Linked DNA regions of Homo sapiens: region 1 is linked to region 2. Evidence: chromatin contacts called from ENCODE Hi-C or POLR2A ChIA-PET data. All regions are on one chromosome and are shown on one strand. The core of a region is the stretch at or near the end of the contact, and the rest is flanking DNA. Distances in the headings are between cores, read along the strand shown.

What was found. Hi-C counts contacts between places; a loop is a spot of excess contacts on that map. ChIA-PET counts read pairs that join two places held with the same protein, here RNA polymerase II (POLR2A). Pooled maps may share reads with other maps.
Region 1: a loop to region 2 is called in a map of naive thymus-derived CD4-positive, alpha-beta T cell, with 4 times the contacts of the local background. The contact joins two enhancer-like sites. A Hi-C loop is called at or near these places in 1 of 168 maps with a recorded cell type or tissue (naive thymus-derived CD4-positive, alpha-beta T cell), 4 of 37 single-sample maps with no recorded cell type and 8 of 50 pooled maps. POLR2A ChIA-PET finds 5 or more read pairs at or near these places in 4 of 52 experiments (GM12878, H1, WTC11 and 1 more).

Annotation. Positions count from the first base shown.
Region 1 is chr6:25,023,992-25,028,978 of GRCh38, forward strand. All of the region lies in intron 1 of LOC102724765 (a long non-coding RNA gene), which reads right to left. It also overlaps a transcript of RIPOR2 not described here and the pseudogene ASS1P1. Among named protein-coding and RNA genes, the nearest start is that of RIPOR2, 91 kb to the left of the region's middle. RefSeq lists an enhancer at 3,461-3,700. Within about 2 kb of position 3,385, at least 9 of the 41 ENCODE cell types and tissues checked have a DNase peak (open chromatin) inside an H3K27ac peak, as active enhancers do.
Region 2 is chr6:25,170,878-25,175,521 of GRCh38, forward strand. No RefSeq gene overlaps it. Among named protein-coding and RNA genes, the nearest start is that of CARMIL1, 110 kb to the right of the region's middle. RefSeq lists an enhancer at 3,856-4,356. Within about 2 kb of position 3,319, at least 13 of the 41 ENCODE cell types and tissues checked have a DNase peak (open chromatin) inside an H3K27ac peak, as active enhancers do.

The DNA of each region.
Region 1 (4,987 bases), core at 2,135-4,634, 150 kb before region 2:
TGCTGCTTTGCGTATTCCATCAGGTCATTACGGCCCTTGAACCGGTTGTAGAACTCGGGCATCCTCCAGGGAGCAGTGCCCTTTATCTGGGGGACCAGCGAGTACCAGGTGAGCTCAAACCGGACCTGATATTCCCCTTACCGGTGGCGCCGCGGGACACCCCCTCCTGCTGGGCGATTTCCACTTGTTTGCTGGCAATGCAGGGCCTGGCGAGAAAGGTGCCCAGGAGGTAGCGGTCCTCATACAGTGTGCTGGACTGGATGGCCGGCCAGATGAACTCTTCCACAAACTCCCTGATGACATCCTCAATGAACACCTTTTTGGCCCCAAGTTTCAGTGCCTTCTTCCTGGCTTCCTCGAAGTCTTCCTTCTGGCCAGTGTTGGCCAGGTAGGCAATGACATCATAGCCTTGTTCCTTCACCCACACGAGGATGCAGGAGGTGTCCAGGCCGCCACCATAGGCCAGAACTCTCATGGAGCCTTTGCTGGACATAGTGTCTGGGATTGGAGGCGCGAGTTCCCAGCGTCTGGAATCTGTCTTCAGGGTGCAGTGAACCACTCGGGCTCAGGCAGCAGTGGCAGGCGACAGAACAAGAGCAGTCAGATTTTTTAACCATTGTTAAAGGTTTCCAGTTCTGTGCCCTTCTGGAAGCAGTGTGGCCCCAGACTGACAACTGACCCTCAAAGAGGAAGGAAAGCCCTCACCTTGCTCCCCGACAATACTGCAGTGCTGTTTCTCCTAACTTGTAACTGATGCTTCCCTACTCTGTCCTTGGAGCTGGTGAGTATCGGACTTAGCTGAAGCTGATAATCATTTCTAGATTTTGCCAATGCTTTGCCTTCAGTTTCCTCTTTATGCCTGTTTTAATCCATTAATATCCTTCTCACCATGGGTTTTCTTTGATGACTTGGAAAGCTATTTTCTCTGTTTCTAGTTATTTATTGAAAATTGAAGTTGCCATCCTTTCAGCTCCACAACATTCTCTGAAGCCAAATTTGTGACTTCAGGTTGGATGTCGATGGGTGAGTAATCAGACATGTGGGGCCATGCCCAGTTTAACTTCAAATATTCACACTAAATGGAGGGAAGAAGAGTCAAGAAAAAAAGAGAGGACAGAGTTTGATATGTAGCGGTCTCTTTATTCATTTAATGGTAACAGGAAGCCCTCTCTGTCTCACGCCTGCTCCCACCCACAGGTCCTGGTGTACATGTGGGTGGTGGGAGTTCTAAAAATTTGATCTAAGATATAGTCAAGGGGGGAAAAAGGTAATTTAGAAGCTTCTATTTATTTAGCTTTAGGATTCTTCCACACAAATTCTAATAAGTGTCTGTGGTGTTACGGTTTCTGCTATTTGGAGATAGTACTTTGGATTTCTATAGAAACTCTCTGTTGAATAACAGTGCTCTGGAAGCCCAGAGCTAGGGGAATGCTGGGTGCGTGACGAGGCTTTTTTAGGGTTAGAAGTGTAAAAGCAATAGGACCTTTAAAAAAAAATGACAGTGACAGATAAAGAAGTTTACCCTCACCCCCTCCCAGCACTATTTGTGCCTTAAAAAGAGAAAAACAAAAGTTCTTTTTAATTTAAAGTGAATTTCTAAGGAGAAAAAAATTTAATTGTTTTTAGAATATAACTGATTAAAACGAAAACTGAATGTTGAACTTGAGAAAACCATACAAATTAAAGAAAATGCACATAAGGTTTAAAAGAAAAACTTCCTGTGATATGATGACTATGCATATTCAACACAACTTTGGAAAACATTGTTTTTTCACTTTAAGGAGCAATCTTTCCCTTCACTTAGTGCTCTAGTGAGCAATTGTTCAGGAAGAGTAAGAGGGTGGGTTTTCTTAGAGGTCAAGAATCAGAGCTGTAGGAGACTGAATTATGGGCTTGACTGGAAGACTGTGATACATTGATGAGCTTCTTCACGACTCCAAGGGATGATTTGTTTGTGCTTTGATACATGGTATTTCAAAACCAAATTGTACGTGTATTCACCAACAAAAGAAACTGAAGAAATTGCATGAGATTAAAAGTTACAAAGATTGTTGTTTTTTTTTTTTGTTTCTGAGTCACAAGCAAGTCATTTTTGAAAGCACTGTGCTCAGCAAGACAGGTTTATAAATGAATGCTACTCACAGGTGGAAACTAGAATGAACAAAACCACTAAAAGCTACATAAAAGGTTTCTTATTTTTCTGTACTGCATGATTAATTAGAGCCATTGGGTGAAAAAGAGAGGAAAATTGCTTCTCTTTGTTGTATTTAGCTGTTAGGTAGTTTTTATTAGATATTTATATAGGTATACCTTTTGTCACGTGTATAAATGAGAGCCAAGTTCATTATTTGAGGTCTCACTGATTGGGATTTATGATAAGTCACATAGAGATGGTTTTAAGTTTACCTCTGCTTAGCAAATGAAAAATAAAGGACTGCGAAGGGCGGATTGAAAAGATGAACCTTCTAAAGCATTTTGGAAGCTCAATATGCAAACAACCAAGACACTAATTAGAAATGCTTCCTGTTTATCCTTAAAGACAAGAAGCCTGAGAATTTCTAGAAGGCAATACTTTGTTACCCTGAGCAGCTGTACATTTTTCTTTTTCTGTATATTTTAAGAGAAAAGAGTTTTATGTGTACTTATAAAGAAATCATTTATATGAATTTCAGAATAAGAGTCCTGCAATTTCTTTGAATTTATGACCATTCATTGTCAAACGGAGATTACGGTGGTCTAAAATTCAAGACCATGACAACTTTAAAGGAGGTAAACAGAGGAAAATCTTGGGACATATGGCAGGAATGCCTCTGAAAGGAAGTTGGCAGGAGCTAAGAGGCTGAGGCCTGGGGGAAATAAATAATAACTCAAGTGCCCTCCAGTGGAGAGGAGGCTGAGAAGAGGCCACTCTGCCATGCTCCACAGGCCCTAGACCACTCCCGGGCTCCTCAGGTGTGAGTCTGTGCTGATTTGCTGACATCACCTCACAAGCCTCACAAGTCCTGACACAGCAAGGCCAAAAGAAACCACTCAGGCAAACGGCACATTCTGGGATCTACAAGTCTCCTATAAGTAGCTGTTCCAATTTCCAAATATTAAAACAAAAAAGCAAGCTCATTAAGAACTTGCTGATGCATTCTATTTTTAAAATAATAATAAAAAATAATTTAGGTGATACTGCATAGCTCACAAAATATTTCCACGTGCATTATCTTACTTAATGCAAACGACAATCGCGTAGGGGTGGATTCGATTCACCTAGCTTTGCTTACAAGACGGCCCAAGCATCGAGAAGCGAAGAAAAGCACTTAGCACACAGGACTGCACAGCCACCCAGCCCTCTGCGGGTTCCCAGGGGGAGGCGCTCGAGGGTGAAGTACAAACCCATCCCCAGGCTGCGAAAGAAAAGTCTACGAGCTGGCCTCTGTGGGAGGGTCAGGGCCCAGGGTATAAACATAGACATGCTGTGCAGCGGTTTCTGTTTCTTTCACGCACGGCACAGAAGGAAAAGCGTTTGGGGTTCAGCTCTGCCAGGAAATAAATACATAACCGGCCTCGTGGTGGCCATGCTGCAGGTGGCACACTCCGAGCAGGCCCCTTGGGGGATGAGAGGGGCATCTTCTGCTAAGCATGGGAACAGCCTTGGGCGCCCCCAGTGCTGGGGAGAAAGAGGGCCCCCCTCCCCTCGTGTGAGTCACCAAATCCCTGAGCGACTTAGGTGCTCCTGCCCCACCCTCTTCTCTACCTCAGCCCAGCCTCTCAAACACCTTGATCCGCAGACGCCCCCAGGTTGGTAAACCGACTGAACAAGAGGGAAGAGGCAAGTTCCGTGGGTCAGGGCATCACCGAACAGGAATCCCCGGAGACACGCCCAGGAGCCGAGGAGGGCAGAGGTGCTCCAGTCGGGCCGCTGAGCCATCCTTCTTGGCTGGGCTCTGAGAAGAAAGGGGAGTGGGCACTGTCCGCTGGAAGTGAGCTGGCTGCCTATGACCCCTAACAGCTCTAAGCCCGAGGGTTCTGCGTGTTCAGATTTCTTTCTGAGTGGCCCCTACCACCCTCGTCCTGCATAAAAAAGTATTCAGGGACTCAAGCTAGGCATTCTGTAGAGATTTGAACATTCGGTTAATTTTCCTTCACTGTATTCTCAGATACCTGGACATCTAGCACAGCGCAGGAAGATGCAGTTTCCAGTAGATTTCCAAATATCTCCTTAGCTGCCCTCAGACATCGCCAGCCCTTGTTCTGCCTCTAGGAGACTCCCAGAGCTGTGTGCATTTCAACCGGGCCCATGTTTTGAGATTTGGGGATAGGTGGTAGGGTGCATTTTCTGAATAGAGAGGGTGGCCACTGGAAGAACCATAAAATTAGGAGTTGATTGATTTGAGCTTGAGTCCTAGTTCCAGCAGTGAAAACCCGCTCTGGACTTGTACACATGTGTCTGAATGTTGGCTCTGTTCTGCCACACTGTGGCCTGTGACTTTTAATAAGTCCTTTAACTTCTCTGAGCCTCAGCCTCCTCATTTGCAAAATGGATACAATTACCAACCTCATAGGGTTGGACTGAGGATTAAGTGAAATAATGCCCAATAGGGGAGCTGGCACAATGCCTGATACTAATACTACCCCAAATAAATGACAGATGTACTGTCTTACTCCTTTCTCTCTGAGCTTCAGTTTCCACATAAGAAAAAAATTGGGGGGCAGGGATAGTACAGATCCTTCTAGCTCCTCAGGGTAGTTGTGAGTCTCCAATGAGATAATGCATGTGAAATCACTTCCACCACTAAGAATGTGAAGTTTTAATCAATTTTATCAGGTTGACACATTAGGGCCCTTCATCTGGTCCACACCAGGGTGGGAAAGTATGGGGAATAGTGGATCTGATTTGATGTGGGATGAGGTAAGGAAAGGCCCTGAGAATGGAGCTCTGTCTAGGACTGAGAGAAGGCACCATTGTTCAGTACAACTGGAGGCAGCAGAGTGCTGG
Region 2 (4,644 bases), core at 2,069-4,568:
TTTAATAAATGTTGATCAGCAAACAATATCTTAGCATATTCATTTCTTGGAAGTATTAACTAGTTTGCTTTTGTAACACCTTTTAGTCCAGCTTTCATTTTCCATTTTCCCTTCCTGAAAACACTCAAAGGCCATTTCTGTCTCATTTTATCATTCCTGGAAGAATATCACCCAAGTATATCAGGCAGTTTTAAGTCTTTTCAAAATTCATGGAAATAAGTATGGAATAATTTTTACCAGCCAATATTAATGGCAGTGCAGAAGAAAAATACAAATGCAATATAATTGTTTCACTGAATTTCTTAATTTTTATGTCTGTGTTAAATTTAACAGCAACTGAGTGGGGAAAGATTTCAGGTCATCTTTTCATTGTTCCATTCATGGCCTGTGCAGATAAGTTGCATCAGATCTGATGAGAAGTAGACTCAAATGAGTGAGCACTGTTTCTCTTCTTGTGGGGTGCTGCTGTGGGGTTCATCTTTCTTTCTAGACCAAGGAGATAGCTAAGAAGGAGAGAATTCACTGTGGTAGTTCTTGACTTGCATGTTGTAGGTTGCTCTTTATCTCCACCATGACTGATTTTAGCCTAGGGCTTTGGATCAGGCATAAACAGCCAAAGTTACTAACCTAACAGGCCAGACAGCTTTGCCATTTCATAGTTCTCATTTAAAAAATCTATCCAAGAAGCCCTACCTACCTCAAGTCAATCCCCAGCTTCCTAAGCATTCAAGGCCTTCAGTCTATATCCTTAAGGGAACACATCTGTAGAGACCTTCCTACCACAAGTGACACGTCAGCCCAGCCAAACACTCAGAGGGCACATTATCGTGCTAAGTCCTACACTAAGTGCTAGGGATATAAAATCAAATAGAATTTCAGCCTTCACCTTCAGGAGGTTACAGCCCAGTGAAGGAGACAGACATCCAGCCAGAAAATGTCAGTAAAATGTCAGCAAATGTGACAAATGACCAATTCCTCCACCTTGGTTCTAAGCATTCTCCTCTACCCCATAGTCGGGAATCTTAAGCTATTGTCTCTTTTCTCTCCTGATTCTTAAATCTTTCCTATCTGTTCCTTCCTTTAGCATCTAAATGTGTGGAAGCTTCTCCCATTTTAAAAACTGTAAAACTGGCCGGGTGCAGTGGCTCACTCCTGTAATCCCAGCACTTTGGGAGGCCAAGGTGGGCAGATCACAAGGTCAGAAGATCAAGACCATCTTGGCCAACATGGTGAAACCCTGTCTCTACTAAAAATACAAAAAAATTAGACAGGCGTGGCAGCACGTGCCCATAGTCCCAGCTACTAGGGAGGCTGAGGCAGAAGAATTGCTTGAACCCGGGAGGTAGAGGCTGCAGTGAGCCAAGATCATGCCACTGCACTCTAGCCTGGCGACAGAGTGAGACTCTGCCTCAAAAAACAAACAAACAAATAAACAAAAAAACTGTAAAACTACAATTCTTTCTTTACTTACTGTTACCATCTAGTATTAACCCTTTCTCTTTACTTTCAGAGCCAAACTTCTGGAAAGAGGTGTAGTCTCTCCACCTCTCTCTCCTCCTCTTCTTTCCATTCACTCCTTAAGCCACACACTATGGATTTCACCCTCGTCATTCCACCAAAAGCATTCTTCCTGAGGTCAAAAATATCTTTCTGGGTGGGTGCGGTGGCTCACATCTAATCCCAGCACTTTGGGAGGCCAAAGTGGGCGGATCACTTGAGTCCAGGAGTTCGAGACCAGGCTGGCCAACATGACAAAACCCCATCTCTACTAAAAATACAAGAAATTAGCCAGGCGTGGTGGTGCACACCTGTAGTCCCAGCTACTCGGGAGGCTGAGGCAGGAGAATCACTTGAACCCGGGAGGTAGAGGTTGCAGTGAGCTGAGATCACACCACTGCACTCCAGTGTGGGTGACAGAGCAAGAGTCTGCCCCCCCCCCCCAAAAAATCTTCCACATCATGATATTCAAATAATGCATTCTAGTGTAGTCAGCCCCTTCCTGGACATCTCAGCTCCATCTGGCACAGTCGATGATGTCCTCCTTTTAAAAACACTCTCCCCTTCGGCTTCATGAAACATTCCCTCATTCCCCAAATTCCACAAAACACCAAACCCTTTCCCCTTGAAGCAGACACACTGCCCTAGTCCAAGCCCACATAGCTCTCGTCTGAACCACAGCAGGAATGTCCCAACTGAGCTTCCTGTGTCTCCTCTCACCACCCTGCCCTCCAGCCCACTTGCCACATCACAGCCAAATGAGCTTTATTTAAAATATCAGATTTGATCATATCTCTCTTTAAACTCTTAATGATTTCCAACTTCCATAAGGATAAAGTCCAAAATCCTTAGCGTGGCCTGCCATAAGCATCCTGGTCTGATCTGTGCCTGCCTCTCTAGACTCAGGTCAAATCACCCTCCCCAGCCCTCTCTCCATTCTGGCCGGTGTGATCTTCTTATGGTAAAAAAAAAAAAAAAAAAAAAAAATATTGCATGGACTTTCTCATTTCAGCTGTTCTCTCAGCTTGGAGTGGTCCCCCTCCTCATCTTTGCCTGGCTAACTCCTACTCACTACTCAGATTTCAACTTAAATGCCACTTCATCTAGAAATCTGATTCCCAAGGAATTGGTTAAAGCCCAATATGATCATACAGCTTGTATAGCACTGTAGTTCTTCTTAACAGTCAGCACACCAATTATTACTTATCCAAGGTTTACCTTTACCCCTAGACATGACTGAATGAGAGCAGGGGCCATGCCTGTCTTGTTCATTGCAATGTCCCCAACACCTGGCATGGTGCATATTTTTAATGAATTAAGAAATGAATGAATATACTGAATGCATTAAGAACAATTAAGAGGGACACCTAAACCAGTCTGTAACAGGAAAATGAAGGCCAAGCATTTTCCAAATCTATAATACTATGATTTCTGGAGGAAGAATGCATAGAAAGAGCCAGATGCTTGTAAAGGACAGGTGTATTTACAGAAACAGCAAAGGTGTGTAGAAGGGTTTTAAAAGAATGATTGTTATTCTGAAGTGCTGTAAAATACAGCAGGATCTATGGTGTGAACAAAATCTAATAACTCTGGCCAGTAGCATGTTCTGAGAGAACATATGTTATAGTAGATGAATTTATGTTGCATATGTTTAGCTAAGTAAAGGATACTTACACAATCACTTCTAGAATGAGTCATCTGGAATTAGCTCATGCCCATAAATCAACACAACCCAGGCCTGAAAGAATCAAGGCCTTATACATGCAAGAATTTGACATTTAAAACAAAAAAAAAAGCAGCATTAGCAATCCATAAAAAATGTTAAATCATAAATGTCTAGAGCTGTAAGGAACCTTATATTATCCAGCTCAACCCCGCTACACCTCCTATCATTCTCATCCCAGGGGTGTGTAATATGGGAAGCTGAGGCCCTAGGAGGTTAAGTCACTTTCCTCTGGTTACATGTCTACTTTGTGGCTAAACTGGTCGTAGAAACTGGGTCAGCTGGGCACAGTGGCTCATGCCTGTAATCCTAGTACTTGGGAGTCCAAGGCGGGCAGATCACGAGGTCAGGAGTTTGAGACCAGCCTGGCCAATGTGTGGAAACCCATCTCTACTGAAAATACAAAAATTAGGCAGGTGTGGTGGGGTGCGCCTGTAGTCCCAGCTACTTGGGAGGCTGAGGCAGAAGAATCACTTGAACCCAGGAGGCAGAGGTTGCAGTGAGCCGAGATCTCACCACTGCACTCCAGCTTGGGTAACAGAGTGAGACTCCGTCTCAAAAAAAAAAAAAAAAAAGAAAGAAAGAAAAAAGAAAACAGGTCTGTATTTCAATGCCTCCTAATTATCTGTAACTTTTGATTCTGTAAACTTCAATAAGACTACTCCAAACCATGGCCTGAAGGTGGTTTTCTGGAAACCCTTACCTTCCTCCAGTCTTGATACCGATTCACTATATAGCATATCCTGCGTGAAGAGAAGCCTGTGGGTGCTGCTAACCTCAACACCTACCCCGTACCACCCACACTGCCGAGGGGCTTAGGAGTTCCTAATGGCAGTAACTGAAACACTTTGAGTAACTCCTTTAAATGATGTCCTGTTCTGTGGCATTAAGTAACATCGCTCTCATCTGTCCTTTGTGATTTCTCAGTCTCCCTGCTGTCGTATTTGGGAAATATAAATATTTGGGAATAAACAAACAATGTAAATAAATGTTTGGGAAACTTCTTGTGTTATAGAACATTATAGAAAATATACATATTTGTTTTCATCTATCTATATAGATATATAGATATATATATCTTCTGCATCATGATATTCAAATAATGCATTTTAGTCAGCCCCTTCCTGGACATCTGAGCTCGTTTGGCACAGTCGATGATGTTCTCCTTCACAGTTAGTTCCTGGTTCATAACTCCCACATCCCTTGTTACAGTCTTTCGTTATAATGCTGGGTGTGTTAGGTCTCAGGGGCAGGCCTCAGGAAATAATCTCTTTCCTGCATTCCTTTTACCTGACCCAAGGCAGGATTCTAATGTTCCCTGTCTTTCTGATTGTGGGTCTTAAGAGTCTCCCCGATGAGGGCCTCGCCTCATACCCTGGGGGAAGGAATGCTGATGTCACGAAGTTTCCATAAAAATCCAAGAG